Regions from separate parts of the Homo sapiens genome. Here region 1 is linked to region 2. Evidence: read pairs that join two places in POLR2A ChIA-PET (ENCODE). Cell type or tissue: PC-9. All regions are shown on one strand. Links, peaks and the distances in the headings refer to the core of each region. The heading gives the core; the rest is flanking DNA. Region 1 has its middle 30 kb from the start of CABCOCO1. Region 2 overlaps ARID5B (AT-rich interaction domain 5B).

What was found. ChIA-PET counts read pairs that join two places held together with the same protein. Peaks named below come from ENCODE experiments on the same cell type or tissue, not always from the same donor. Only the 100,000 strongest peaks of a DNase experiment are listed, where the experiment ranks them.
Region 1: POLR2A ChIA-PET joins it to region 2 with 15 read pairs; 2 of 35 experiments call an interaction of 5 or more read pairs at or near these places.

Annotation. Positions count from the first base shown.
Region 1 is chr10:61,626,851-61,638,699 of GRCh38, forward strand. No RefSeq gene overlaps it. Among named protein-coding and RNA genes, the nearest start is that of CABCOCO1, 30 kb to the right of the region's middle. In PC-9, for the core only: no CTCF peak of the experiment used is centred there; DNase peaks (open chromatin) are centred at 1,521, 2,171, 5,591 and 7,101; H3K27ac peaks cover 1,183 bases.
Region 2 is chr10:62,069,492-62,080,758 of GRCh38, forward strand. It overlaps ARID5B (AT-rich interaction domain 5B), which reads left to right. Exons shown (of 10, transcript NM_032199.3): 8 at 209-306. Among named protein-coding and RNA genes, the nearest start is that of ARID5B, 170 kb to the left of the region's middle. RefSeq lists enhancers at 2,486-2,625, 10,773-10,822. In PC-9, for the core only: a CTCF peak has its summit at 7,464; a DNase peak (open chromatin) is centred at 7,650; H3K4me3 peaks cover 280 bases; H3K27ac peaks cover 2,410 bases.

The DNA.
Region 1 (11,849 bases), core at 604-8,603, 450 kb before region 2:
CATCTGTAGTTAAACTCTTATTAGAAACAATACTTGGCTACTTTGTCCCGAAAGTCATTTCTAAAGTTGCCATTGTCTTTGATGCAGGAACAGGTGACATTCAGAAGTTTAGATCAAAATTCTATATATTCCAAAATTTTTATAATAAAGGCTAATTATGCCAACGTGTATATAAATTAATAAAAATAGGCCAAGTGCAGTGGCTCACGCCTGTAATCCCTGCACTTTGGGAGGCCAAGGTGGACGGATCACCTGAAGTTGGGAGTTCAAGACCAGCCTGACCAACATGGAGAAACCCCATCTCTACTAAAAATACAAAATTAGCCAGGTGTGGTGGTGCATGCCTATAGTCCCAGCTATTCAGGAGGCTGAGGCAGGAGAATTGCTTGAACCCGGGAGGCAGAGGTTGCAGTGAGCCAAGATCGCACCATTGCACTCCAGCCTGGGCAACAAGAGCGAAACTCCGTCTCAAAAAACAAAAATTAATAAAAATATACCAGCCATAACTTATTTAAGTTGAAAAACACTCAAAAATGAAACAAACTAGATTCAAATTCTGGTTTTGCCTCTTACTAGGTTTTGTGGCTTTGGACTAGTTTTTCACATACCAAGCCTGTTTTCTCATCTGCATGAAAAATAGAGGTTATTATAAACACGTGGCAGAGATGGTAAAAGGTTATGAGAGATCATGTAATTAACATAAAGCGCAAGTGTCTACACATAACAGGCCATTGATAGCCATAGTGCACTATTCTTTCTATTCCAGAAGCTGGACCATACTGCCTTAAATTATTTTCAAAGTATCACAATTGCCTATGGAGACTCAGGCATCTCTGTAAAGTAGATTAAGTAATTATCCCTCAGATTGTTCAGATGGAGAAGCCAAAGCAAAGAACAGTCAAAGCAACTTCCACAGGCTGCAAACAGAGTTGTTGGCAGAGTAAGGTCAAGAACTCAAGATTTTTCTAAAGAATCTCAAAGTAATTCATGTACTTTATTCATTGCCACTATAGTCCTGCTAAGCTGGTAGGAGGAAACTGCTGTCACTGCATTTGGTAAATGGTGAATCTAAGACATATGAATGCTAAATGACCTATAAGAATTATTAATGTTAAACAATGACAGAGCAAGGACTAAAACCTTAGCCTATGGATCTGCCATTTTCTTAACACTGAACTTCCCTATCCCACAAACTTTTAAACTGGAGCTCTACAAAAATGAATTACTGATCAGCACACTCAGAAAAAAAAAATGAAGAGAACAGAGAGACAGAAGGGAAATGGAAAGAACTCTTAGGAAATTTGACGGAATAAAGATAAACACTGAAAATGGTAGAAGTTGTGAATATGGCCCATATGTTCTTCTGGAGCCTGAAATTACCAAGACAAATAGGTGGGAATATATGACTGCTAGACAGACAATGTACCAGAGATATCCATCTAGGGATATAGTAATCAAAGTGTTATCAAGAAACGTGTCTTCAGGATCATGGAGAATATGCTATTCTGATGATGACTCAGAAATTTCAAAATTCTTGGTTTGTGCCTGCATAAAATGAGTTATTGGCTTGAAACAGAACAGAGAAGACAGACTTGCAATGCAGAAAATATTTTACTCCTTTTTAACTAGCTCTTTGCAAAAGAATGTTATGATAGTTGGTGAAGAAGCACTTTCTAAAATAAGAATATCTGTTTTGGGCACAGAACAATTCTTAATATTTCCATGTTTTAAAAGCAGTAGTTTTCCAGCACTGTTTAAAAATTAATAACTATGATGTTCCAGAATTCTTGTGCCTCCTTTCTGAAGACAGACTGGGGAGGAGGCTTTTGCCGATATTAAGTCATGAGCTATATAAGGCATACCTCTTGAATACTTGCTGGCACTGACTTAATTCTACTGTCTACATGATAACCTACATTTTTTTCCCCTTTAAGATACAGCAGAGTGAAGGCAATACCTTTATCTTTTTGATGGAGATAGAGAATTTCATTTTCTAGAGAGATACTTTCTGAGAATTTCTAAGGACACTTAATTCCCAGGAGGGCTTAATGAACACCACAGGTCAAGGACAATTTAAATATGTCAAGCACAATTTAAGAACAGTCCTGCCTAGAGGCAGAATGACACATCTTAGTGGGAGGTGTTTGAATTATGCTGGAATTCAGAACATGCGATGACGCACTATAGTATTTACTTCAGTTCTTTCCTACCCCTGACTCTTAAGTAATCAAAAGAGAAAAACAACATTTCACGTTTCTTCATGCTTGGGCTGTGTGGGCTGTGTGGGCTGTGTGGGCTCTGTGTGTGTGTGTGTGTGTGTGTGTGTGTGTGTATTGGAGAGAGAATGTCTTCCCTCCTTATGGAAGTAGCATGACACTCTTAGAGTTTGAGCTTCAGAGTTCAACTTTCACAATTGGTCTAAGACAGAAAAGATAACTGGAAAAAGATAGATACTTAGCAAAACTGAAAAATCAGCAAAAAGAATCAACAATGTCTTTTTATGGGACCACAGGTACCCTTCTTCCCCAGTGTGTGACTTTGTGAAATCTCTTATATATGCTCTGTTTTCCCCAACCTAACGACCACACTCCACCACTTCACCCACATTAAATGGCACCCCATCCAAAAACCATAAACTTGAACTTTCCTGAGCTCTTGTTAAAGGATTGAACTAGGCCCTTTCCCCTTCAAGGCACAATGGCATGTGATTGCAAATGTATCCAATTTGGCTTGCATAGCATCTTGTCAGATCCGATTCAGTGCCACTCATTAAAAACAAAGAGTGCTCACCTCTAATCTGAATTTTGTACTTTTTGAGAAGAACTGGAAGATCTGAAGATACTGGGCTCACCATCCTGAAAGGCAACAGCCTCCAAGAGAGGAGTCTCTCCTGCCCCTTTAGACAGGTCATGCGCATTGCTGTTTACCAACTTCCCAGAGGGCTCCCTCTATGTTTGTTACTGTTGACTGCAGGGAGGGGTGCGTGGTTAGGGACTTTCAGTCAATGCCAGCATGTGGCCCATGAGAACAGAGAGGGTGGCCCCCCTTTAGAAGCACAGAGGGGAGCGGGGTGCAGTAATGTGCACATGTAGCTCTAGTCACTTGCTGGGAGGGAGACTGAGGCCGGAGGATCATTTGAACACAGGAGTTCAAGGCCAGTCGGACAACATAGTGAGACCCAGTCTTTAAAAAAAGTTATATATAAAAATAAAGAAAAAAAAGGTTATACAGAAGCACAGAGAGGAGTCGAGAGGCCTGGTGAAGTTGCCTCTCATGCTGCAAGGTGTGTCACTGCTGGCTGTACACCTATAGGCACAACTAAGTGTCCACAGATTGGGGGAGTTCTTTTTTTGTTTGTTTTGTTGTTTTATCATAGAGAAAAAACTAAACTCAAATAACCAAAGAAATCCAAGACCAAAACTGCCCATATCCCCATCATCTAAACAAAGCAGTGCTGGTTTTTGTGTTGTTGTTGTTTTTTTTTTTTTTTTGAGAAGGAGTTTCACTCTTGTCACCCAGGCTGGAGTGCAATAGCACAAATGCAACCTCCACCTCCCAGATTCAAGCAATTCTCCTGCCTCAGCCTCCTGAGTAGCTGGGATTACAAGTGTGCGCCACCACACCTGGCTAATTTTTGTATTTTTAGTAGAGATGGGGGTTTCACCACGCTGGTCAGGCTGGTCTCGAACCCCTGACCTCAGGTGATCCACCCACATCAGCCTTCCAAAGTGCTGGGATTATAGGTGTGAGCTACTGCACCCAGCCCAGTGCTCTCTTTTAACCACGTTACCTTGAAACCATGTTCATAGGAACATTCAAAGATGACCTATTTGTGGCAATGTCGGAGGCCTGACTGTGATATATTGCATATGTTCCGTTTACATCACACTAGGAACCTATCATTTTCCACAGCTTTTTTATCCTTTTCTCCCCAAAGTACCTAAGGTAACCCCACAAACATGACAGCATCTATGCATCTATAAATGTAGATATAGGAGCATTTTGTTAGGAGAAAATGGGGTCCTGCTATATATATATATATATATATATATACTTCTCTGCAGCATGCTTTTCTCATGTAACAATACAACATAGATAAGAGGAAGTTTATGTCACTGAAAAACCCTTTGACAAAGTTTTACAGAGAGTCCCAGGAAGCCTTTTACCTCTTCATAGATGTTCTGTTAAGACCTCTTTGTCTGCTCCTAACTGATGAGCAGGTCCCCCTGAGGTGAGCAGACACACAGGAGTTAGACTCACCCCAGGCATGGCTCACTGGGAAAGCCATGTTATTAAAAGCCATGTTATTAAAAGTCAGATCGACCTAAGTTTGAATCCTTCCTCTGCCACTTACTGGCTCTGTCACCCTTGGGTGCAGTATTGTTTCAGACAGTAAGCTAGCTTGGAGCACCTCACCAAGGTGCAGCAGCTGAAGAGCTACTCAAACCTGATGCAGGCCCATACTCAATTAACTTACCCAGGACTTAGCCATAAGAAAAACTCAGAACATAAGCTAATGTTTTAATTCTAGCATACACATGAATGTTTCGTGTTATGAATTATTCTTATTTTGAATTATATAGGGGGGTTACCATAATCTTTTTGGTGTTTAGCTATTCTAAGGATCTTCATCATGCTCCATTTTGGGAGGCAGGGGTGGGTCTCTAATGAAATAAAGGCCTTTTTTGTCTCAAAAACAAGCTAATTAGCAGTTGGTCTCATGGTGCTATTGTGAAGACTGCAGGAGACAGATATATGAAAAGTGTTCTGCTCCATCCAGGCACAGTAGGTATTCCATAATATTCTCTTCAGAGTACAGTCCCTGTTGCCTTCCCATTTCTGCCCATTTTCCCCACCAATAGCCCTCAAGGTTTGACTCCTGAAAGCACCTTCCTTAGTAAAGTTTTCTTTTTCTCTCTCTTTCCCTTATCTTCTTCAAATCCTTCACAAAGTTATCATTATTTTCCACACTTACTGATATCCTGATCTCCACTGCAAGTCTGAAAGCTCCTTGAAGGAAGGAACTGGTTTGCAGGCACTGGACAAAGAAAAAGAAGCCTCCAAGTCTAAATGTTGAACCAGGCCAGGCGCGATGGCTCACACCTGTAATCCCAGCATTTTGGAAGGCCAAGGCAGGGAGATCACTTGAGGTCAGGAGTTTGAGACCAGCCTGGCCAACATGATGAAACCCTGTCTCTACTAAAAAAATAAAAATAAAAATAAATACAAAAATTAGCGGGCGTGGTGGCATGTGCCTGTAGTCCCAGCTACTAGGGAGGCTGAGGCAGGAGAATCTCTTGAACCCAGGAGGCAGAGGTTGCAGTGAGCTGAGATCGAGCCACTGCACTCCAGCCTGGGCGACAGAGAGAGAGTCCATCTCAGAAATAAATAAATAAATAAATAAATAAATAAATAAATAAATAAATAAATAAAGTTGAACCAGTTACTGTCCTAAACTGTTAGATGTATGCTGGCATCCCTGCCCTTCCTTTCTTACCTTTGGCTGCCTCTGGCTATTTTCCCTGCTTATAGGCAGCCTCTTTCTTAGCTCAGTGCAGTACAAGTGTTAAATGCCTCATTAGCACTTTTTTTTTTTTTTTTTAGTGACTCAGAACAGTAGATGCCCTCAGGTGGCTCCTAAGACCAAAGGCACAGCTCAGGCTGTGGCAATAGAGCAGGAGCCTATGTGGACTCTGGACTCTCACATTTGTGCAAAACCCAAGAAGACTGCCACTTTCCTTCTGTCCTAGCTCTTCCAAAAGCCTTCATTTGGGGCTTTACCCAGCTTCCAAGTTGTACAACCTACCTTTTTTTTTTTAACTTTTCAAGGCCAAAATATATTCTGTACGCACTGTTTAAAATAAATTACAGCTTTAAACATTCAACGGAGTATCTCTGTAGCTTTCTAGTTGTTCAAAATAAAATTAAGTAGACATGCAAAAATAAAAGGGATTTTAAGGGAAAAAAATACTCATTGCTGTAATTTGTCTCCTAAATAATGACAATAGATGAGCTATAGCCTCTTTTGTCTGAAATTTCAGCTGTCTTTGTTTACTTCATGACACAGGGCCCAAGACCTACATTATTGCATTAAGTTTGCAAAGCTATCAAGATGCCCTTGAGTAAGATTCATCATCTTGTCCTAAATTCTCCACACGCTCCACTAAAAGCCTAGTGGCAGACTGAAGGGATTGTCAGAAAGCATAAAAGACAAAATAAAAATTTTATGCTCTTTTAGGCAAGTGAAGATTTACCCTGTAGCAATTTCTGATATTAACTCATTAATCCTCACAACCTATCTTGAGGATAGATTTTAGAAAGGAACAGCCCTTGTCATCTTACTTGCCTTCAAAACTTGTACCAAACAGAGAGCTGGTTCTTTCCTTGGTCTTGGTCTGAACATCTCTGCAGAGCCCAGGAGGAGTGGGAGAGAGGGACAGATGGAATTCAGAAGCACCTCTCTGACTCCCTTCTTCTCTTATTACCAGGACAGGTCATCATGTGGAACCCCATGCTGGGTCTAAAACTTTTGGTCGCCATCTTGAAATCCTTAATGAATGGTGATCAAGGACTCCTGCATTTCCATTTTTCACTGGGCCCCACAAATTAGTAGCCAGTCCTGCTGTCACTCATCCCAGAATAAAAGATATCAGTAGTATAGCATGTGGGCCAACACATGTTCCCTTGATCTCCACACTGATGGTAACAATATAGTAGCAAAGTCCATATTTCTCATTAGTACTGTAGTTTTTCTCTGCTTGTACAAAATTGAATTGGGCTATGTGCTTAGAATTTTATCTAAAACATAAGACAAGATATCAGTTTGCCTTCTTAAGTCTATTTATGTTACATTTACTTCATGTTTTCTTGGTTTGCAGTCCTGATTAATTTACCTTATAGTGTGTTTAATTATTGCCATATAATCCCATAACTTCTTTGCATGTGGCATCTCAACAATGTGCAACTTCTAATAGTCAGCATGAAATCATAACTTAGAAAAACATTGCTGAGCTAATTACAGGGACAATCAAAATAAATCCAAATCTTTTCTGGGCCACAGTCCATATCTGAATCATAATAAGTGTGAAATGTTTACAAATCATTACAAATTTTCCACATAGTTTTGCTCAGCGTTAGGACCAGTCGTGTTTTTTCAGTCATTTGAGTCGATGTTTCAGATCTCTCCAGTGAGAACACTGATTTTAGAAAACACTCAGCTTATTAGCAATTATAAAAATCAAAAGACAGATGTAAAATCAACTCTAAAATCTAGAATGTAAGAAACATCTTCATGGAATTATTTGTGTACCAGCATAAACATGATATATTATGTATTTTTAAAAAATAACACTTCACTGAAGTTATAAAGGCAAAAAAATGGAAGGAAACTAGCCAGGCACTTTAACTACTTTGTGTATTCCAGTGAATTCACATATTAAGAAAACTTTATTTAGAAGCCTAAAAATTGTACAATAATGAAGTAGTTTGTGTATGACAAAAATAACCGGGAATCATTTAATAAGTACTTGCCCATTATTGCTTTTATAACATTGGAATTGAGCTGCTAGCTCTGCATAATTTTAAGACTGACTTTTCATTAATTTATATAAGACTCATTGTACCTACTATGTGTAAGGCATTAGAAGAATCCATTGATGCTACATTTTTCTTACTCCTTCTTAGGTTCTTATTCCTGTTAGATTAAACTACTAGAAATATATTTTGGGGAACATTGAACTCAGGTCTTTCAAATCACATCTTTGCCAGTAAGAAGCCAGATATTAAATTTTAAAATTCAAGGAAGGCGGGCTGCATTTTGCATTCTGATAAAAAATGGTTTATATTTACTTAGGTCTAAAAATGAGCTGTAGGGAGTACATGAACCCCCAAAACGCTATACAAAATTTGGGGTGGAAAAGCAGTTTTCTGGTATGAGTATTTGTGTCTTTCATCTGACTCAAAAAAATCCATGGCTCCAAGTACTAACAGACTGTCCAAAATACTGCATTCTTCTAGGGAACTCAGTCACTATCATGAGACTCATTGGTGCACTCAAAAACCACAAAGTCCAAAATAATTTTGTATTCTGAAAGTTCTCTGAGAGTTTACGGTTGCATCACTTTGTTGTACTTGGTATCATTTGGTTCTGTGATTATTTTCCTGTCAGTGAGGTATATATTCTCCATGGGGATGCAAACCACTTTGGAGCCATAATTATTTTTAGTCTACTGCAGCTTGGATAAACACTGTATCCTCAGACATTTGTGAAGTATCATCTGTAAATGCTTGAAGGATGCCAGAATTGAGAGCATACATTTCCTTGATAGCAACAAAAAAATAATTTCCAACTTGACTAATATTTTGTTAAATAATATGTGGGAAAATAAGAAGGATTACATGTTGATAATGCTGTAATTTGCTAAAAGTAGAAAATGTGGTTTTGGCCAAAATGATTCCAATGAATCCATTACAGTCTCATTTCTATCTTGCTTAATAAGACTTTTTTCTGAAGATGAAAATTCAGTTACATGATAATACAAAATAATGCCAGTAATTTGTCTTTGGTTTCAAAGCTTCAAATACCACACTCCAGATTCAGAATTGCTCAGAATGTGCTATATTTATTATAATTAATCTAGACCTCCTGTCCAAGAATAGCAAACTCTTCTGTGGGTCACTGCTTTGGGAAGAGATTGAGAAAGTTTGAGTACAAATAGATGTAATTCTTTAAATACCTCCATGCTAATATACTATGTTCATAATGACTTTTAATCAGTGTACAGGAAAATAATTCGATGTTATATAAAATAGAGAGCTGAGGTCACATCTAACACGAGACCTCAAATTTGGAACACACCAGTAGCTTTGGGAATATGTAGTGCATATTTTGGCCTACTTTTATCCATTGTCCTTCTCTCTGAGTAAGCATTCCCTAATCTCCTTTTGTGTGTCCTTGCTTCTCCAACATAGTATTTAGCACAGGAAAAGCTGACTCTATTCTCCACACCAGAAATGGATTCTGGCTAACCAATTAACACATTCAATCTCTGACATAACAACCAGATCCTAGTGGGGGTCAATGAAACACAAGAAGATCTTTGCTGAGAGTTTCTTTAAAAAATAAATTTCTATACTCTTCTTTGAGAGCTACCAAAAGAGATTTTCTTTCACTACTTAATTTGAATTAGGAAGCATTCAGTTCCCAGAAACTGAGCCTTTCTTGGATGAAGTAGACACTTTGGCAGGCAAAGAGGATAGTCAGAAAGTAAATGGGATCTTTGGTAACATGGTTTCAATTTCTGGATCAAACCTGGCCTGAATTCTGACCTACCTCTGACTCACCAGTAAGTCAATAAATTACCTTTTGGGTTGTTTTTGTTCTGTGTCATTCAGACAAGTTCAGCACACATAGGTCATGAAGTCCATAAATCTAGAAATATCACCAATAAGGAACATACTTGAACAAATTCACAAATTTTGTCTCTAAATACTATCACTATCACTTTTTTAAAAAATATGGAATGAGAAACATTTTTAAAGGTAGTGAAGCCCTTGAATTTTGTTTCCAGATTCAACTAATCTAATAAGTATTTATTGAATGATAATGAGGGCAATATTTATTGACTACTCACTATGCTCATACAACTAAACAAATGCTATTTTGCTCATGAAGAAACTAAGGTTTAGGTTAAGTAACTTACCAAATGTCACTGAAGAAGTGGCAGGGTCAGTACTTGGATCCATGCCGGTCAGACAGCAAAGCTCAGCCTCTGAATCCACCATGTATCCAAACATTAGTAAATGAAAAGAAATTTTACTACATCCTCCATGTATGTCAATACTTTTCTTTTTTTCTTTTTTCTTTTTTTTGAGATGGAGTCTCGCTCCCATCACACAGGCTGGAGTGCAGTGGCGCAATCTTGGCTCACTGCAACCTCCATCTCTGGAGTTCAAGAGATTCTCCTTCCTCAGCTTCCCAAGTAGCTGGGATTACAGGCATGTGCCACCATGCCTGGCTAATTTTTTATTTTTAGTAAAGATAGGGTTTCACCATGTTGGCCGGGCTGGTCTCGAACTCCTGACCTCAGGTGATCCACCTGCCTTGGCCTCCCAAAGTGCTAGGATTACAGGCGTGAGCCACCGCCCCCAGGCATGTAAACACTTTTCATTTACTAAACTACAAAAAGTAGTTTGTATTACTATGGAAATATATCCTGCACTCACAAGAAAAATAAAGAACCACATGATTCCAAAGCACAACAAAATAATGAACCATAGAATCTCAGAGAACTTTCAGAATCCAGGGCCCTCATGTAAGTGGCAGAGTGGTACAAGGAAGAGATGTGGTCTAGATGCAAGAAGCTGGGTAATTCAGCTACCTTCTGGGCCTCAGGCTCCTCACTTGGCAAATAGCCTGGCAAACTAAATAATAATTTTTTTTTGCTAATTTATCTTTTAATTGATAAATAGAAGTTGTATATATTTATGTTGTATAATGTGATGTTTCAAAATATATATACATTGTAGAATGGCTAAATCAAACTAATTGCCATATGCCTCACTTCACATACCACACTTTCTTACCAAAAATTTATTTTATGGTAAGAACACTTAAAATCTACTCTCTTAGCTATTTTCAAGCATGCAATACATTGTTATTGACTACAGTCACTGTGTTGTACAATAGAGCTCTTGAAGTTATTTTTCTTGTCTAACTGAAAGCTGGTATCCTTTGACCAATGTCTCCCCAATTCTCCACCACCCACCACCATTCTACTCATTGTTTCTATGAGTTTAATTTTTTTAGATTTTACATATAAGTGAGATCATGTGATATTTATCTTTCCATGCCTGGCTTATTTCAGTTAACATAATGTCCTCCAGGTTTATCCATGTTTCACAAATGACTGAATTTCATTGTTTGAAAGGACAAATAGTATTCCACTGTGTGTGTATACCACATTTTCTTTATCCATTCATTCATTGATGGACACTTAGGTTAATTCCATATCTTGACTATTATGAATAATGCTGCAATGAACACAGGAGTGCAGGTATCTTTTTGAGATACTGATTTCATTTTCTTTGGATATGTATCCAGTAGAGGGACTGCTGGATCATATGGTAGTCCTATCTTTAATTTTTTGAGCAACCTTCATGGTGTTTTCCACAATGTCTGTACTACATTCCCCCCAACAGTGTGCAAGGGGCCTCTTTTCTCCACATCCTCACCAACACTGGTTATCTTTCGTCATTCTGATAAAAGCCATTCTAACAGGTATGAGTTGATATCTCACTGTGGTTTTTTTTTTTTTTTTTTTTTTTGAGACGGAGTCTCTCTCTGTCCCCCAGGCTGGAGTGCAGTGGCGCTATCTCGGCTCACTGCAAGCTCCGCCTCCCGGGTTCATGACATACTCCTGCCTCAGCCTCCCAAGTAGCTGGGACTACAGGCACCCGCCACCATGCCCGGCTAATTTTTTGTATTTTTAGTAGAGACGGGGTTTCATCGTGTTAGCCAGGATGGTCTCGATCTCCTGACCTCGTGATCTGCCCGCCTCGGCCTCCCAAAGTGCTGGGATTACAGTCGTGAGCCACCGCGTCCGGCCTCACTGTGGTTTTAATTAGACTAAAACCCTGATGATTAGTCATGTTGAGCATTTGAACTGAACAATACTTAACTTCCCTTTCAGCTCTTAGTGTCCAGTGAGCCTTGTTGAAGGAAGATTTCACAGCAACCCTATGTGAGGTTACAGGTGTAGTCCTTGAATAGGAGACTAAAATCATCTACTGTATGTGATAATTAAGTAGATATTCCTTTTGTGACCTGATTTAATTCCTTTGATGACTTG
Region 2 (11,267 bases), core at 3,268-11,267:
AGTAGAATTCCATTTTTATTGTAAAGAAGAGTGCTGAAAGCGAGATCTCACTATGAAACCATAAATCACCCCATATACTCTTTTGGACTTCTCTGTTTCTGGGTTTCCAGAACAGACTGTTCTCTTCTGACTGTTGCATATGTATTGAAGCCTGGCACTATGAATCTCTTATGATGTAAGATTGAATTTCCCATTGCCATTTTTTCAGATAACAGCCCGCCGTCAGTGGAAACATATTTATGATGAATTAGGCGGTAATCCTGGGAGCACCAGCGCTGCCACTTGTACCCGCAGACATTATGAAAGGTAAGAAACCATTTCATGGAATTGCTTAGTTAAAAGTGTGTTAATTGAAAGGAGCTTCTGGTCAAGGATAAGACAGAGGAAGTCTAAATGACCTTTTGGGAAACTGAAAATTTCCCTCTGGCATTTTACTTTGCATACCGCCTTGTGATTTTTAGGGAACATGGCTTTCTCTTGTTACAGGGGCTAAAATTAGATGTTCTTTTAGTTTGGTTCTGTCATGTGACCACCTGCCTGACAATGCCTTTTTTTTTTTTCCCCACAAGCATAGATTACTCAGGATGTTCTCTTTAGGCTCTCTTAACATGAGAACCTTTAGCTTCTGAAAAATCTGCAATGCTACTCTGAGGTTGACATTGAAAAGTAAGCACTTCTCATAATATTAGCATTGAAAAGTAAGGATTTCTCATAGTAAGAGAAATGGCCCCAGATCAAATCTGTTGTTTTATTTCATCCTGGTATTTTTCTTCTACGGAATCTTCTTACCAAGCTCTGTGTGGCTTGGTTTTCTAACAATTTCAGCCTATTTCAGAAAGATGATGAGGATGCAAACAAGAAGTAATGCAAAATTAGCCTACTATGTTGCATCCACAGGAGTGGATTTCCCGTTTGCATTAGGACTCCATTATTCACACCGTTAAAGACCAGTTAGCAGATTAATGCATTATCCCTCTATGCTTCAAGCCCATACTTAATTTGTTTAGGTCATTACCAACTTCCTTATAACTGGCATTTCCCTTTGGGTCTTATACGTACATCCTCAGGCAATACCATTTAACTCATCAATTCTTAGTCCTTTTTTTCCAAGTTCAATTTTACTTTTATCTGTATTGCATTTAACTCAGCTTTAGTATGGCCGTTCAACAAGAATGTTTTTGTAATAATAAATTGAATTGGGTTTAGTACACCATGAAAAATTGCTACAAAGTATTCCCAAAGGATTGCCTTACTTGGCAGGGTTGTAATTCAGAAGGATTTTTAAAAATTGATAATAGATGTTCAAATTATTACTCTTTATAGCATTGTTTTTCAATACAACACATCAATTTTTAAAATATGTTATTTCTGTCAGTGTTTAATACAAAAACTCACCCATTCTCACTGTATGTATAAGGTACACCACTGATGTCCTAGTACAAAGTAGCACTGATATCTCAGGTGAGTGTTCCGAAAATAATGTCTAAGGAACCACAGGCTACTTGTTTTTGACTTATGAGTCAAGGCTTCATTCAGAACTTTTTTTTTTTTTTTTTTTTTTTTGAGACGGAGTCTTCCTCTGTCACCAGGCTACAGTGCAGTGGCATGATCTCGGCCCACTGCAACCTCTGCCTCCCAGGTTCAAGCGATTCTCCTGACTCAGTCTCCCAAGTAACTGGGACTACAGGCACGTGCTACCACGCCCAGCTAATTTTTGTATTTTTAGTAGAGACGGGGTTTCACCATGTTGGCCAGGATGGTCTCGATCTCTTGACCTCATGATCCACCCACTTCGGCCTCCCAAAGTGCTGGGATTACAGGCGTGAGCCACCACACCCAGCCAGAACATTTTTACTAGAAACTCTGTCCCTGTTTTCAAATAGATTCTGTTTTGAGAGTGGACATCCCTGTCCTTTATATGCAAATGCCCTCAACACCTGAACCATCAAACATAAAGGAGCAGATAGCAATTAAAGCTTGAAAAAGGAGTGTATCTCAGCTGTTAGCTCATCTAGTTAAAGAATGAAAACATCAATCAAATTAATTACAAAGTATCACATGGTAAAAAAAAAAAAAAGAGAGAAGGTTTGGCATGGAGAGAAGGACTCAACCCATAGTAGTGTGTGTGTGTGTGATTGAGCAGGTCTGTGAATAAAAGTAGGATTCTTCTGAAGATTGTGTACTTTTGATTATTTACTTCTTTCAGGAGATTCCTGAAAGCTTTCAATCACATTAGAAAATTTTAGTAGATATACCACAAACTTTAGCAATTAAGAAACATGATTAAAGATGTCTTAAAATTTTTCTCTTCTCTCCCTATTCTTGGGACCAGATTGGATATTCCATAAAGGTTTGCTTTCTCACTCGATTAAACTTTTTGAAGAGTGGTGTCACTTTTCCAAATCCAGAATTTGGTCAGTGTATGAGTCAGGGTGCAGTAAGGAAAATGGAAACCACACTGGGTATTCAACAAAGAGACTTCACCATAGGCAGTTGCTTAAACAGGGGTTGGTGTGAGGCACTAAGTTAACACGGGGGCAACAACTGTAAGTTCCCTAGGGTGACAGAACAGAGAAGAGAGGTTGGTTGTCACCACCCAGAAGTTTGGAGAATGTGCCTCAGAGCTGGGGTTCAGGTCCCTGGTAAGAAGGAGTCACCCAACCAGCACTGATGCTTCGGGAGCTCAGAGGTGGAGCACTGCAGAGCTGGGCTGAAACCTGAGGAGGCGGTGCTCCCTGGCTGCTGCCAGACCTCAGAGGACACGCGCTGAAACTGCTGGGGGACTGTTGAAACTAGAGGCTGCAACCCACTGCTGCTGTTAATGCATTGTGGAGTTGACACTTATGTGAACAAGTGAAATGGAAAGGAGATTCCTTTTCTCTCCCTGCCTCCCAGGACACACTGTTTGCAGAATAGTAACAGGAAGATAGCTGACAAAAGGGATGTGTAATTTACAGAATTCCAGTCCTAGCATCAGCAAGCAGAGTACAGAAGGGTGGATTTGGAGTTGAAAGACAATAGGCCATCCGCCAAGTGGGAACCCCATATGCAGAGCCCATTTTATGTGTGGCAACACCAAAAATTGGCAGTGTGGAGCCTCCAACTGTGTTGTTGGAGCATAGCTGTCCCAGGGTGATTAGCAAGGTCCTTTACCTTTCCTTGGTATTTCCTTTTTGCCATCTAGACTCCTCTCACATCCTTGTGATCAGATGCAACCGCTAACTACCAAAATTTGAAGATCATTGATTTTATTTACAACAGTGCCTCTCTCAATGTTCAATCAATCATTCTCCAAGAGGAATCACCCATAATCCTATGTGTTGTGGTGGGGAGAAAAAGCTAGGATTACCGTTCTAGATGTCTTCCTTTTAATTGGTTCTACCAAAGAAGGGCAGAGGACATGCACATATATCCAAGAAGAGACTGAAGCTCTGGGCTAAAACTTCATGATTATGGTGGATTTCATTCATTCTTGCTAGTCACAGGTTGCATGAACAGATAAAACAGAGATGACTGGATTGGTGAAGGAACACTGTTTTCAAGAAGGGTCAATGAGTTGAGAATGGTCAGGACTTTGTGGGCAAATATCTAGTCTGGAAATGCCCTTGGAATTTTGTAAAGCCTTCCAAACCAAATCAGGATGATGAGAGCTCTTCCTACTAGGCTGCGGGTTCTTCTGTTCTCATTCTTTTCACTCCGATAAAGAGAACTGCTCTTTTTCCTATTTCCCTGCCACCAGCTTTGCTTTCCTAGAAGATGAAGAAGTGAGTGATCTCTATGCATTATCCACTGATTTATTTTTCATGCACTGTGGTTCATGTTTCCAGTAAACGTTTTCATTTTACAACAAGAAAAATGTAGCCAGTTCCTCAGTAAAATGTTACTTGTATATTAGTTGAGCACTTTTGGTTTATTAATGAGTGCAATAATGAAAGTGTGGGTTGTTGAAAAGAATCAATGGGTGTTTTTATTTAAGGCAAAGCAGAAATGGTACAATGCTTGTGAATACATCATTGTCACTGAAGGCCTGACTCGTACAAACTTGCCTCTGATTGGTTTAAATCAAATAGGTCCAAGCACTTCATAAAAATGTCTTTGTCAGCCGGGTTTTGCTTCCAAATCTATTCATCTCTGTCAGTTTTTAATATTAGTACCAGGCTCCTGGCCATAGTCCATTAGTACTGTACTTAATTGCTCATGTTACAGATGATTACCAATATAAAAAGCATTAATGTTTTCCCATCGCAAGGCTGTTGCTATGTAGATGTCTCAAACTCAGCAAAGCTTATGAAATGTGGTTATTCTGGACATTTCTTGCTCAGGATTTATAGATGAAGTTACTGTAGCTTTTGATGCAAAGAAAAATACCCACCTCATTCTTTCTAAGTGGAACATTTTCTTTCTTGTCTAACTCTTTACTTAAAAGTAACCAGTTCACTTTATTTTTATCAGTAAAGGAACAAAAAGGAAAACGACTACTTTTATGGAATTCTCTTAGCTTGATTTTCTGGAATAGTAAATCACTTTAAAGGCTTTGTTTTCACATGCAGATTTCCCTTTTTAAAAAATGTTTTTAAAGTCCATGCAGGGGGAAAAAAATCTTTACTCAGAATGCTAGATTACTGGTTTTAATTTTCCTGAATAAATTACATGGTCTGTTTCTGTGGAGCACATGAAGTTGTTATTAGGGATTTTAAAAGGAGCATTAAAGCAAAAGTACTTTATGATGTGCATTTTTGAGTATTTAGAAAATCAAAATCATAAACAAATGTATTTGTTTGTGAGGGAAATTAGCAACTATTCTTCATCTTCTTGCACACATAATGCCTAATTTCAAATCCAACCTTTTGCTTTTACCATAAGCATTCCTTGGACAAGATTGTCACCCTGCATGGCTGAGGCAGCTTTCTTTGCAGGGACTTAAGGTGAGCTGTACCCAAGCCAGATGTACTTGGGCAGATACTGGGTGATAGCTGGAGCTTCTGCCTTTTTTCTCTGAAGGTATAAGGTAGAGTGTGGGAGGCTTCATGTTTTGAATAAGATAAGCATGTGCTTTAAGTTAAGGACCAAAAATATATCAGGTTCTAAGGAACCCACCTAATCATACCATGGATAAAGGCTGGGGAAGGAAAGGTGAGTTACAGTTCTGTGCACATCAAGGACATGATTCCATGTATTCTTGCTCATTTGGACACCCTTGGAGTTAATAGATACGCAATTCAGAAAGTCACAGGCCACATCTCAGAATTGTATATTTAAGAGGACCCCTAGCAACTCCCTAGACCAGTGCTACTCAAATGAGATTTTCTGACTTGTCCATGAACTGTTTTCTACTAGCCCATAACAAGCTAATAAGCACAGCAATTGCGAATAAGCATTGATACACTTACGCTGAAATTTGCCAGAATAACATTATGTCTGTTGAAGCTAATAAAAACTTGGGGCTTGTGTTTTGTATGCCTCCTTTTGAATTCCATTTTTCTAGTAATTCATTTTTATGGTTGTTTACAAAAGCATCAGTCAGCATCAGATGGGAAATTTAGAAAACTCGTCTTTCACCCAGGTCAGTGGAGAAGGTCCGCTCCTACATCTTGGCCACAAACTCAGATATTTATGGAGGCAGGTAGCAAAGATGAGTGCAGGGGCCACGGCTGGAAAGTGTGAAACTGGCACGCACAGCCCGGGCCAGAGAGCCCAAAGGGACCAGCCCACACTGTTGCTGTAGGTAGATGCCGTCTGTGCGCTTCCTGACCTTCTATGTTTTCAAGATATTTTTTTAATGTGAAATAACCTAACTTACAAACACTGGCTCCAATATTTAAAAAAATATTTTATATAAGCTAAATCAAACATGCCCAGGGGCAAAATATAGCCTACAGGATGCCAAGTTCCACAAAGACTGAAATATGCTTGACACTAGGCTCTCCAGCCTCTGATACAGCGCCCTGCAGTGGGAGGGCCTAGAGGAAGCTTCAGGGTTCCAGGCGCTCTTACTCTGCTCTACACACTCTTCCGTGTGCTGAGCAAAACACCCTCTGTGGCTTCCCATTGACCTTGCCTTGCCTTCGGAGGACGACTCGCCACATGTCTGCTCCCTTTGCTCTGATCAGCGTCCAGGAGCTTGTCAAAGCTCCTCTTTCACTTCAGGTCTTCCTGTTCCATTCAACCAAGCCTCAGAGCGTCAGTAATGGACCTTCACCAGCTCGGCTTGCTCTCATGCAGGCGCCTCCAGTTTGTGTCACTCAGAATACCCAAAGCTACTCCAGATGTGGCATGTAGTATTTCTCAGGATGCGGGCAGTGTCAGTCTATCAACACAGCCTAAGATTACATTTGGAATGGGCAAGAAGCCCTCTCCTACTGGCCTGTTGCATTTTCTTGGATAGGATAGATTTGCCATTTGATTAACTGTCTTTTTTATTTACTGCTGCCCTCAAAACCCAATCGGTGTTTTTTGGACATCTGCCATGTGCAGAGAGCACTCTCAGGGGTAATGAGAACATATAAAGCAAAGAGTTGAGAATTGGCTGGCAAACAATGAGGAGGTACCCTTGCCACCACATTCATAGCTGAGATTGCTAAAGGAACAGGATGCTGCTTCCGGTGAGCCCGGGTTCAGCCTCAGAATTCTTCTCAGTATGGCATCCCCAGGGAGCCACCACGACTCATTAGAACTGGAAGATGCCATGATCCTTGGTTTATCTAACCCATCACAAGATCTGAGTCAAAGGCCGTACACACATGGAAGAGAGTTATATCTATGTCTGTGGTGGGCATGGTGGCTCACGCCTATAATCCCAGCACTTTGGGAGGCCGAGGCGGGCAGATGACTTGAGACCCAGGAGTTCGAAACCAGCCTGGCCAACATGGTAAAACCCTGCCTCTACTAAAAAATACAACAATTAGCTGGGGCTGGTGGCACACACCTGTAATCCTGACTACTCAGATGTCTGAGGCACGAGAATCACGGGATGAATCACGGGATGGCTGAATATGGGAAGTGGAGGGTTGCAGTGAGCCGAGATCACGCCACCGCACTCCGGTCTGGGCTACAGAGCGAGACTCTGTCTCAAAAAAAAAAAAAAAAACTACATCTATAAAAACTAGTTTTATGTAATTAAAAAAAATAAGTTCAACAGGGATCAAAGAAGGAAGAGAGAAATTTCAACTGAAATGAGCAAAGTCCCCTCTGGAAAATGTGTATAAAAAGGTAGGGGCTGTCAGGAAAGTCCTAAGGCTGAATTTCCAAGTCACATACCCCAAAGGCAGGTAGTGTAGTTTATCCTCTCATGTCTATGAACTATTATCCTAAGGTGCGGTGGGTAGACTCTGCCCATCCTCATCCATGGTAAGGTTACCCAGTCAATGGACTTGCATTTCCTTTCCCAACACTGTCTTTCTCATGGCAGTCCTGACCTGTGGCCCCTATTGGGCTTACCTCTGCAACACGGCCACCCTGCCACTCTCATCTCCCTAAACCCACAGAGGGCATCCTAGCCCTATCAACAACCAGAAGCCCAGGAAACTGAAAACAAGTTGCCCAGAGTTAGGCTGACTGAGGTTGTACAGCTTCTCTTCCATCTACACTCCACCAAGCTTGTTCTTACAGGGCTCTGAGTCAGTTCAATGCAAACACCCTACACCCAGAGTAGCTTCATCTTGTCATCTGTAAAGAATTTCTCTCCAAAGGACAGTCAGGTAATTTCATACACAAGAGCCGCATAGTCTGTATCACTCAGCATGCCTAAAATGCTCTGATAACTTTCCAATGCCTGGATATTTCAAGAAACTTTTAGAAAGGAAAACAAAACTCTAGCCAGACCCTGGAGTAGAAAAACTGGTTTCTATTTTAAAAAAATAAACAACAGCCTTTGAAAAAAATCTCTATTTAAAAATTCTTAAATTTGCCTCTAAATGCAAGTTGTAATTAATAGAAGTTAGAGTTTACACTGTTGAGTGTAAAAACACCCTCAGGCACAAACTAATCAAGTGTGTATGTCATGCTGTAAACTACAGCGAGTTCTTTGTTTGACCCCCCCCAAAAAAAAAGCTTGCCAAACAGCAGTTTTTCTTTGTCGAGCTCCTTTATTGTCTCATTTTTGTTTTTATCCTACTTCCTCTGTCCCATCCTTTGAACCTAACTATAGTATTTAAGAAACCTTGCAGGTCCCATGTTTTATTGATAGTTTTCATCAAGCATGAATTTAAATTTGAGAATAGATTAGGTGTCTTAGCCCTTTTCTTTTTGATAAATAACAAAAGGTTTCTACTTGTGATTTTCTGTCCTCAGGGTTTTATCATTAAGATTAAATAACTGTACTCTCAAGCATGCCACTGCACAAACATCTTTTCAGTTATGTGAGTAACAGATGCCTTCACAAAGGAACTATTGAAAATTCAGAAAGCATGTTTCCAAAAAAGAAAAGGGAAAAAAAGTATCATATGACAGAAGAATGTAATTGTTTACCATTAAAGTATATTCTTAACTCTTCCACTGAAAACCTCTTGGAACATTTTGTTTTTGTGTAAGTTACTACAAAGTTTGACCAAAATAATAAATGTTGTGGGAGAACTGTTGAACATTTCAGAAGTTCTGGAACCAGTAGGATCTAACATGCATGGGGCTTAAATGCAATAGTTGTTTGCCTATTTTTATATTTTGACACTGGCTTCCATCATTTGTGGGGTACACATCACATTGAAAACACTGCCATGTTGGCTGGGCATAGTGGCTTACCCTGTAATCCCAGCACTTTGGGAGGCCGAGGTGGGTGGATTGCTTGTACCCAGGAGTTTGAGACCACCCTGGGCAACATGGTGATACCCTATCTCTACTAAAAATAAAAAAAATAGCCACGTGCAGTGACGCATACCTGTAGTCCCATCTATTCAGGGAGTTGAGGTGGGAAGATCATCTGAGTCCAGGAAGTTAAGGCTGCAGTAAGCCGTGATTGCATGAGACCCTGTCTCAAAACAAAACAGTATTGGGTTTATTATTCTTGAAATAATGTTCATCTGCCCTTGAAATGGATCCATACAACTCAATTCTGAAGTCATTGGGCTTTTTTCATTGAGAAGAGTCATTGCTGCAGTTGTTGCTGGCTGGCATTGTAGAGGGCTAGGCACCATGCATGGTCTGTGTTCACTGTAATAAGCATGCATTTTAATCCCTGGGACATAACATCAGCCTTCCTTAAGTCCATTCCAACTTTCTTCAATGTGGTTGTCATTTGAAAGGCATAGGAACAACATTAGTCTAGATGCTCTTACATGTGGCATGGAGACATCATAGAAAGCCCCAAAGGAGCTTTATTAGGGAGACCATGGGAAGCTTGGGCTTGGTAAGATTAAGTCCTAGAGGCTGGAATTCATGGAGGATATGATTCTCAAGTTTCTCTTACCATCCGATATTAAGTTGGGCATGATCCAACTAGTATCACTACCTTTTGAAGAGCTATGGCATGGTTATTGTAGCATATTGTAAGAGTAGTTGCCCAGTGCCCAAGCCATAGGGCTTCTTCTGATGTAGGAGGTTGACCCTTTGTGGAATGGCTACATATGTATTTTATAGGCCTGTTGCCTCTGAGAAAAGGAGAATGCTCACTCCAGTTTCTCAGGTAACTCCTTAGGAGCTAGGAATTCACTTAACCCAGGCAGGAGTGATCTTTCAGTATCTCCTCCGTGTTGGTATGTCTCCGTGTTGATACATCTGTGTATGAAGATGCACAGCCACCTTTTTGAGATGAAGATAGCTGGACTAGCAGAGGCAGGCAGTTTGGTGGTCGAACTCAAAATTTTGACACTAAATAGCTGTGTGCCATTGACTAGTCACTTAATCGTTTAGCTCTGAACCTCAGTTTTGTCATCCATAAAATGAGATAAAATAATATATCTGTAGATATTTCTTTCTGTAATGGTTGAAATTAAAGCATGCAGAGTGCCTGGTATTAATAAGAATGTAATGCGTGGTGGTGGCTGTTAATATTGTAATGCCTAATCAATATATATGAATGACCTGAATGAGGTTTCTCTACCTTCCCACCTTGCTTCTAACACAGTCCCCTGAAATCCATGTAACTCCAGTTCAGGAAAGCTGTCATCCTTGAGCTAACTCTCTCACACTGACACATCTTTATGGGAGCCGAGCCACCACCTTGCTGTGTCCAGTACCACGTACCTTTCTTTCTTCTCTTCATTTAGGGTCACACACACTCCGGGACCATGGAGGGAGGTATCAGAATTATCAGTGGGCCTAAGAAACAACTCTCCCACCCACTTCCAGGGGCAAATGGAGAGAGCATTAAAGCCTTCAAAAAGTTTTCTTGTCCATCTGCTGCCCATTGAGTAGGTAATGAAGCCCCTGTGAGCAGATCATTTTCCCAGAAAAGAGACCTTTTGTGGTGACAAATGGTTATATTTCATCGTTGTTAATAGTGGACTCCATACCTTTTAGGTGTCTTAGCATAGAATACAGGTGATGCTAGTTATACCTACCTCATTTTTAAAGTATGTAAGGCAGTTTGGCTTTGGTAGCTCTTGGGCAAACTGAGTCTTTCACACAGACTCTGTGTTGCACTCTGCCGCCATTTTGTTGGCTCAGATGGGCCCCGCTATAGGCTCGTTCTTCATGTCAGCGTGGCTTCTTACTCCGTGGTTTGGTGCCCCAGACTTTCAGTTCACATCCTTGCCTGTTGGGAGGTGACACTGGAGGCCTCTTTCTCACCTGTCTTGGTTATGGGGAGAGCTTGTCACACTCGGCACACTATTTTTTCTGCTCCACTCAAGTTCACACCATAAAATGGAGATCTTCTGTGGCTCACATCTCTCTCAGATGGAGCTTAGCTTTTACTGTGCTCAACCAGGGTTGTGCCCGCTGAGGAAACATTCTCATTTCTCTGCTCATTTACATAGCACATTTGTGTATTTGGCTGTTGATTTGGTTCCCTACCCCCAAAAGCTCTTCTTCCACTTTTATGGTCATGGTCTAGCACCTGAGAGGTGAACAGTATGTGAGATTAGAAAAACTCTCTATGCTTATTGGAACTGTAACAAGCATGTGTACCTCATCTTCAGAAAGGAAAAATATACCTTCTATTGGCTCCATATTTGGTGAAAGATTCCTTCCCATACTTCACAGTAAAGTTATATTTTAATTTCTGGCTGCAAAGGGAAATGTCTGGCCAAGCTGTAGAAATTTATCAAGGCTGGAATCAACTCAGAGGTGTAATGACTCCATTTGGGGTGAGATCAGGTCTGAAGTCCCAGTTG